Regions from separate parts of the Homo sapiens genome. Here region 2 is linked to region 1. A link is a contact called in ENCODE Hi-C data. All regions are on one chromosome and are shown on one strand. Each heading gives the region's core, a stretch centred on a gene start or an enhancer-like site at or near the end of the contact. The rest is flanking DNA. Distances are from core to core; before and after follow the strand shown. Region 1 holds the start of NEUROG2 (neurogenin 2). Region 2 has its middle 63 kb from the start of CAMK2D.

Evidence for each region. A loop is a pair of places that touch in the nucleus more often than their neighbours do. Pooled maps may share reads with other maps.
Region 2: a loop to region 1 is called in a pooled map, with 13 times the contacts of the local background. The contact joins the enhancer-like site here to the promoter of NEUROG2 in region 1. A Hi-C loop is called at or near these places in 5 of 37 single-sample maps with no recorded cell type and 5 of 50 pooled maps.

Annotation. Positions count from the first base shown.
Region 1 is chr4:112,513,983-112,517,548 of GRCh38, forward strand. NEUROG2 (neurogenin 2) reads right to left here and starts at 2,198. Exons shown (of 2, transcript NM_024019.4): 1 at 1,865-2,198; 2 at 1-1,494. The coding sequence starts at 1,493. The coding sequence ends at 675. It overlaps NEUROG2-AS1 (NEUROG2 and ZGRF1 antisense RNA 1), which reads left to right and starts at 1,397. Exons shown (of 4, transcript NR_161159.1): 1 at 1,397-1,658. It overlaps LOC124900760 (a long non-coding RNA gene), which reads left to right and starts at 2,823. Exons shown (of 2, transcript XR_007058231.1): 1 at 2,823-3,057. RefSeq lists enhancers at 130-269, 2,969-3,566, 3,100-3,199, 3,300-3,419 and silencers at 830-1,029, 1,290-1,359, 2,680-2,959.
Region 2 is chr4:113,823,026-113,826,535 of GRCh38, forward strand. No RefSeq gene overlaps it. Among named protein-coding and RNA genes, the nearest start is that of CAMK2D, 63 kb to the left of the region's middle. Within about 2 kb of position 1,591, at least 2 of the 41 ENCODE cell types and tissues checked have a DNase peak (open chromatin) inside an H3K27ac peak, as active enhancers do.

The DNA of each region.
Region 1 (3,566 bases), core at 948-3,447:
ATGGGGAAGAAAAAGGAAAGAGAAGGACAGGACAATAGGCATTGTGACGAATCTGGGAAACAGAACAAAGTGCACATCAGAGAGGGAAGTTTGGTTTGACAGGTGAAATTCCCACAGCCTGCAGACAGCAATGGGAATAAAGCAGATGCCAGCCATTGCAAATCTGTGGATAATATTATTACCAGCAAAATCATTCAGATGCTAAGATACATTTCTTTCTACTCGACATTAACATCTCTATGTAGAAGCAAAGGTGAAGAGATCACAGGAACCAGTTGCATTCCCCCTGTGAGATTCACACGAACTGCACCAAGTCCTTCGGCGTTAAAGAGAAAGGGGAGGAGCGTCAGTCCGCTCTGCAAACTCTTTAGATATGCCACCATCATCTCTTCCCAGGGTCTTTTTCGTCTCAAGAAGCGCCCCCAAAACGCCACCCTTGGCTTTGACAATAAGCTCCATCACACCTTCAGTAAATCAGAGCCCGTCTGAATGAAGGATACCCAAAGCCAAGAAATGCAAGAAACAACCGAGGAATCAGAAAGGCTACACCTGCCCTGTGAAGTGAGATGGTTTCCAGGGCGTGGAAAGGAGGGGCAGGGGAAGGGAGGAGGGCTCGACTGGGGACAGGAAAGGGAACCCACTAAGGCCTGGCGTGGGTAGCAGAAATGGCAGCTCTAGATACAATCCCTGGCTATGGGGAGGTGAGGTGCATAGCGGTGCTTGTCGGGAGGTGGGGGCTGCCAATAGTCCATGTCTGACCCGGCCGGGCTGGCGGGCGATAAAGTGCAGCTGTAGGGGGAGGTGGAATTGGAGGACACGGAGGAGGACGGCGCGGGGCTGTTGGTGCAACTCCACGTGGAGGCGGGCGAGGGGCTGTCTCCGCTGCTGCTCAGGGCGGCGCTGGCTCCTCCCGGGCTCAGCAACACTGCCTCGGAGAAGAGCGCCCCCGGCAGGCCCCCGCCGCCGCCCCCGCAGTGATCCGCCAGGCGCAGGGTCTCGGTGAGTGCCCAGATGTAGTTGTGGGCGAAGCGCAGGGTCTCGATCTTGGTGAGCTTGGCGTCCTCGGGGAACGTGGGGAGCACCTCGCGCAGCGCGTCCAGTGCCGCGTTGAGGTTGTGCATGCGGTTTCGCTCGCGGTTGTTGGCCTTCAGTCTACGGGTCTTCTTGATGCGCTGCACCGTCTCGGCCGTCTTGGCGCCTCGGGAGACGGCCCGCGCCCGGGAAGGGCGCCGTTTGCAATCGTGTACCAGACCCAGCAGCCGTGCGGGCCGGCAGCCCTCCGCACCCGCAGCCACGCCGCCCCGCGCCCCCTGCCCGGCCTCAGCCCCGCGCTGCCGACGCGCCCCGCCTGACGCGCCCGGCTCCTCCTCCTCTTCTTCGTCGGCGCTGGATGACAGCGGGGTCAGGGCCGCCAAGGCGGGGGAGGCCGATCCGAGCAGCACTAACACGTCCTCTTCCTCCTTCAACTCCAAGGTCTCGGATTTGACGAACATCCTACCGAAGAGAGAAAGGGGAAAAAGGCAGTGAGGTGTAAGGAAAGAAACAGAGGCGCGATCTTCGTGTCACAGGGGCGTGCTCCGGCGCGCACCCGAGAAGACCAGCTCCGAATGGCGCGGAGCAGGAAGGCGAAGGAAGAAACCCAGGCAGTGCTAACCAAGGTCAGGAGCGCCGCTAGCGCTCGCTGTGACCCTGCTGCCAGTCAGCCGGGTCCTGCCCTCCGCGGGCGGTCCTGCGTTCCCTCCCCGAGAAGGGACTGCGGCCTCCGCGACAAAGATTCTGCGCGGAGCAGAGGGCGTGCGGGTGTGGTTGGACTGAGTGCGGGGAAACCACCTGCGTAGTTGGAAGCGGTGGCTCGAATACTTACTTAGTTGGCTCTAACTGTGCCTCAGCGTTGCTGTGACTTTGGCCTGTGCCGGGAATCTCCGCGCAGCTGCGAGCGCAGCGCCGGGTCCTTCGCCCGGCGTGAAAGCTGCAAGCCCGGCGCTACTGTGGCGCAGCTCCGCGGGGGACCTCTGCGACCGGCGAGTTTGCCAAGAGCCCCGGCGGCGGCGGCGGCGGCCCGCCCGGGTCTCGTGTGTTGTGGTGGTGGTGCGTGTCTGTCTGTCAGTCAGTCCCTGGCCGTGCGGCTCCTGGCACGCGACTCCCAGGCACTCCAGTTAACGCGAAGCTGCTTGTGGTTCAGTGGCTGCGTGTCTGGCACACGACTCTCCTTAAAACCCCTTATATACCACCAAGAAAACAATCAGATCTGCCCCGGGCCCCCTCCTCCCCCGCCACCGCCTCCTCCTCCTGTCAGTCCTGCCCCCCTTCTCCCCCGCTTTTCCCTCCTCTGGCTTATTCTTTTCATTGCATTATCATCATTCATTTCTTCCTCTTTCTTCACCGCCTTTCCCCCTCCCTTGGCCCTGCCATCCATCCTCCTCCTCCCACCACCCCCGCCTCTCTTTTCCCCCTTTATCTAATCAACATAAAATGGTTCTAAAGCTCCTGTTGGAGCTCCGGGCTGCGGCCGGAGCTGGCGAAGCCGCAGCGGCCGCAGAGGCTCAAGCTGCGGCTGTTGTCGCCGCCGCTGTCCATTGTGATTGGTGGCTCGCGCTCGGCTGGAGCGTGCCGCTAATTTATTAATGAATGGAGGTCGCGAGGCGCAGCTGGCCAATCAGGGCGCCCTGGACTCCGGGAGGCCTGCGAGCCACGCGCACCGGAGCCCGCTCCCTTTCAGCAGCTCATTAGGGGCCCGAGCGCTGGGGGCGGATGGGGGGACCCGTGCTACCGCCCCCGCCTTCGTCCTCGCTGCCGCCGAGGCTCCCCCCGCCCGGCGCGCGCGCAGGCACCGCACCCGGCGCTGCCGGCCCTCCTAACTCCCGGGTGATGGGAACTAGGAATTAGTTAATGGGGGTCAGAATCCCGGGGAAAGCAGTTAGCCCTGTGGTGCTGCCGGGCGTCTCTTGGCAAAGCCTCTTAGGGGTTGTATCAAATAGTAAACGATTTTAAAATGGATTCATTTGGTTAGGGGAGGAGAATGGCGTGGATGGAGAGATGTGGACACCTCGTGAACAAGTGTGTTTGGGGTCCGTCGAAACTGGCGTGGGAGAGTGAAGGGAGAGGACACTGGGGATTCAAACAGGCGTCTCTTGGGAGGGGAGGTCGGATAGGGGAGCAGTTGATGAGCTTTTAGAGGATGTGAGAATGAAATCACTCACATGTTAGAGCTGAAAGGATCCCCCTCATTTTACATACAGGAAACTGAGGCTCCGGGCACTGATGCAGGTTTTGCTGGGGTTAACCCAGTTTATAGCCTGGAGGGACAGCAAGGAGGCTTCCTGCGTGGGTGGCAGCGAACCGAGCGGGAGGAGCGGCAGAGCTGCTGCTCCTGCAAGCAAATGCGCTGCGCTGACATTTCTGTGACCTCTGCTCCGCGCTGGGGGGCGTTGTAGGGACAAGGGGCCCATCTTCCCAATTCTGCTTTTCAATGAGAAAAAAGAGCTGAAGGGCTACTGGACCTCGGGGGAAACTTGTTCTCAATTGCTCGTTAGCCCTCCCCACTTTCCCCACGTTCATGCCCACCC
Region 2 (3,510 bases), core at 341-2,840, 1.3 Mb after region 1:
TAACATAGGCAACAAGTACTATATCAATTCTCTCACTTCAGTGGAATGCAATACTCTGGATTCTGATGGGTGTTAATGCTGTCAAACATGCACATCTTAATAAGATTTATTCTTGGCCATCTGTAGATAATGACTTTCTAAATAAAGCTGTTCTTGGAGACAGAAAATATTCAACTCTGATATTTATAGTACTGTCCATATTTATAATCAAGTTGCTTTTTTGTTTAGAATCCTTTGTTTTAGGATGTTAAGCATTTTGGAAAATATTGTGGGGGCACATATAATTATTATTTCTTTAGGGTAAAGTACAGCTAAGCAAGGATAGGCCAAATGTCAAAGAGTGGTCCAGAAGTCAGACTGAGAGTTCAATTTCCTCACCCACTGACCGCACTCACTGAATGCCTCTGAAAAACCATGACTAATCACTTCTTCTTTTCAAGTATCTTATGAGGATATCTTTCTTAAAAGTATTTTATTCAGTTTCAAAAGATTTTTTATTACCTAATGCCTTTTCTCTAACTCAAAACAAATAGTACTTTTCAGTAATCGTTGCCCTTTTCACATCAATCCTTCTCCACATTGGTTGAACAATACTCTTTGGGAAAAAATAAACTGGATAGTACAACATATAGTAAGTTGAATATATAATATCTTCTTCTAATAGGTCTTCACATTTTTGCATCAAACTTGTTGTCTTAAATTCAACATCTTCTTTTGAGTAATAATACTTATGAATAACTTATGGAAAACATTGTTAAAGGTGAAAGTATCATAGAAACAAGAACTCCAGGGCATTTAAATATATCGCGAATGAGGCTTTATAAAGACTATGAATGCTAATTTGTATATCAAATATAAACAGGGTTACTAGTGAAAACAAGGTCCAAATAGGGTAATTCAAAATAGCATATTCATATCTTTTTAAACATCCCTCAGAAAACTATATTTGAAGCAATCAGGATAATCTACATATTTCTTACAAAAATACATTTGTTTTACAAAGAGCAAGATGAGCAATTAAAGTAAAACTATTAAGGATGTTGTAAGTGTCTGGGGCTAAGATTTCAGAATTAGAGTTTGGGATTAAGAAGCAATTTCTTGCATACTAAAGTTGTAAAGGTGTCAATATGAATGTGTGGCTTCCTTGAATAGTGCTCATGTATGCAGAGATCGGTGTTGATAATGCAACTATTATCATTTTTGTGATTTGGTTTGGAAAGGACAGGAAAGGATAATTGTATAAGAGAAGCAATGGTACAAATCAAATGAAAATTCAGATGATCAGCCAGGTCCAAGATGCATGGAGAATGAAGACAGAAACTTGTGAAAGTTTTTGTTTGTTTGTTTGTTTATTTTTAAAAGAGGGATTGATATCTGAGGAAGACCAAGTTACTGGAAGTCTTCAACTTGGAAGTCAAAGAATAAATAGGAAATATGTTTATAGAGAATGTTAGCTAAAATTTTCAGACATTTTAGTTTGCAGGGCATGACAAGATGGAGGGTAAAGCTGTAAGAGTGGGTAGTTGTGAAAGAAATGCAAAGGGAAATTATTGCATTAGTGATCTATTGCTGTGTTACAAATCACAAATTCAGTGGCTTAAGACGATATTAATTATCTCACAGTTTCTGTGAGTCATGAGTCCAGTTACTGCCTAGCTGGATTCTCTTCTTAGGGTCTTACAGTGCTGCAATTAATGTGTTGGCTGGAGTGTGTTCTCATTTGAGATTTGACTGTTGAGGAATCTATTTCCAAGCTCACTCGGATTACTGGAAGAATTTCCTTGCAGTTGTAGGATTGAGGGCTCTGGCCTCTTGTTGGTTGTGAGCTGAAACTGCCTTGAGCTCCTACAGTCAATTCTCATCATTTAGAAGCTATTCGCAGTTCCCAGAGGTCACCTGAAGTTCTTTGCCATATGAGCTTTCCCAACATGGTTTCTTACTTCATCAAACCAGCAAGGAGACATATGCTAGGGTGCCATCCCATCATCTTTGCCATAATCTGTTGGTTAGAAGTAAGTTACAGGCTCGCCCTGTGATTAAAGTTGGGGCGGGGGGTGGATTACACAAAGATGTGAATGCCAGAAAATGGGGATCATGAGTTCACCTTAGAAGCTGTACACCTCAACTGATAAGAGAAAAACTCTCAATATAGTATGACTCTGAAGTTTTCCAACTTAATAGAATGAACCAGTTTCATTCTATTTAGTAATGCAGGGCATTTAGTAAATGCAGGGCAATCACTAAAAAATAACAGAGTACAAAAGTTGACATAGCTGTCTAGTCTGAATCTAAGAAGAGCAGATTTTTATATTTGACTGGTGGAATAAGGCAGGAAACAGCATTTGCCACAGAAAACGAGAACTTAAACCAGGGCTCATGAAACTTGAAAGAATCAGCAGCCTCCACTGCAGAGGCTTCAGGGAAACTGTGGTTAGAACTAAAGAGCAGAGAGATTATTTTGTGAATAGGTTGATATGTGACACATGTTTTTTACCATGGCATGAGTTAGAAAAGCCAGTGGGAAAATGAGATGAAGGACAGCAGAGGGGAATGTAACTTGTAAATGTAAAAGTAGCTTGTGTTACATTTCCATCCATTTCCAGTTCATAAGCATTTTCCTCTATCCTTTCTGTTACTTGTTATATATGTGTCTCTTAAAAATAGCAGGCCTGATGTTTCTGAATCTTATGGCCCTTTAATTATTTGAAGACAAGTTTCACATCTTCTCTCTTTCAGAAAAGGTGTTGTGAGAAAGAGGCTTACTTTTAGTCCAGCATTAAAGGATTTTATATTTTTTATAAAGGATAAATTATTTTAAAAGTCTTAGACAAGGTCTGTCCCCTCCCTGCTGAGCCTGTGCAAACTCTCAGGAGATCCCAGTCACTCTCTCTCCTAATAAGACTTTCTGTCTTCTCTTTCCTAGTTCTTTCTCTCTCTTTCTCAAATTACAGTGTTGCTTTAGGAGGATTGAATATAGAAAGGGTTTGAGGCAAAGGTGGTAAGAAGGATTGTGATGGAGGAGGGAAAGCACAATATTCTCCTTTATTTGTTCCTCCATCTCAAACCTGAGCAGGAAAAACAAAACAAATAAACAAAGCAATGCCAAAACAAAAACCTTTTATTAAAGAGAAGATTACGGAAAGATACCTGTTCTGCATGGTTGGTACTGACAGCTACATCATGAGGGAAAATAATTGCTTTTAAGTCCTTTTCTCTCCCTTCCAAAAAAAGTATACTGGTTCTCAGAAATCCTTGTTAAATAGAGAAGAAAAAAATCGTCTGGTTAGTCAGACTTCAAGGTCAAAGGAGGTATGCCTGGGTGCAACATAAGGAGTTCATATACTGAATGACTCCTTTTAAAATTAGTCTCATTCAAAGTAGCAATTTTCACATAATCATTTGATTAAGTGCTTCAAATAACAAAAATTGGAATGGAATCAACTTCTTAGAAATTTTTTGTTGTTGCTCTATTACTTTGAATATTCAAACGGGCTGTAAAAAAAATCACTG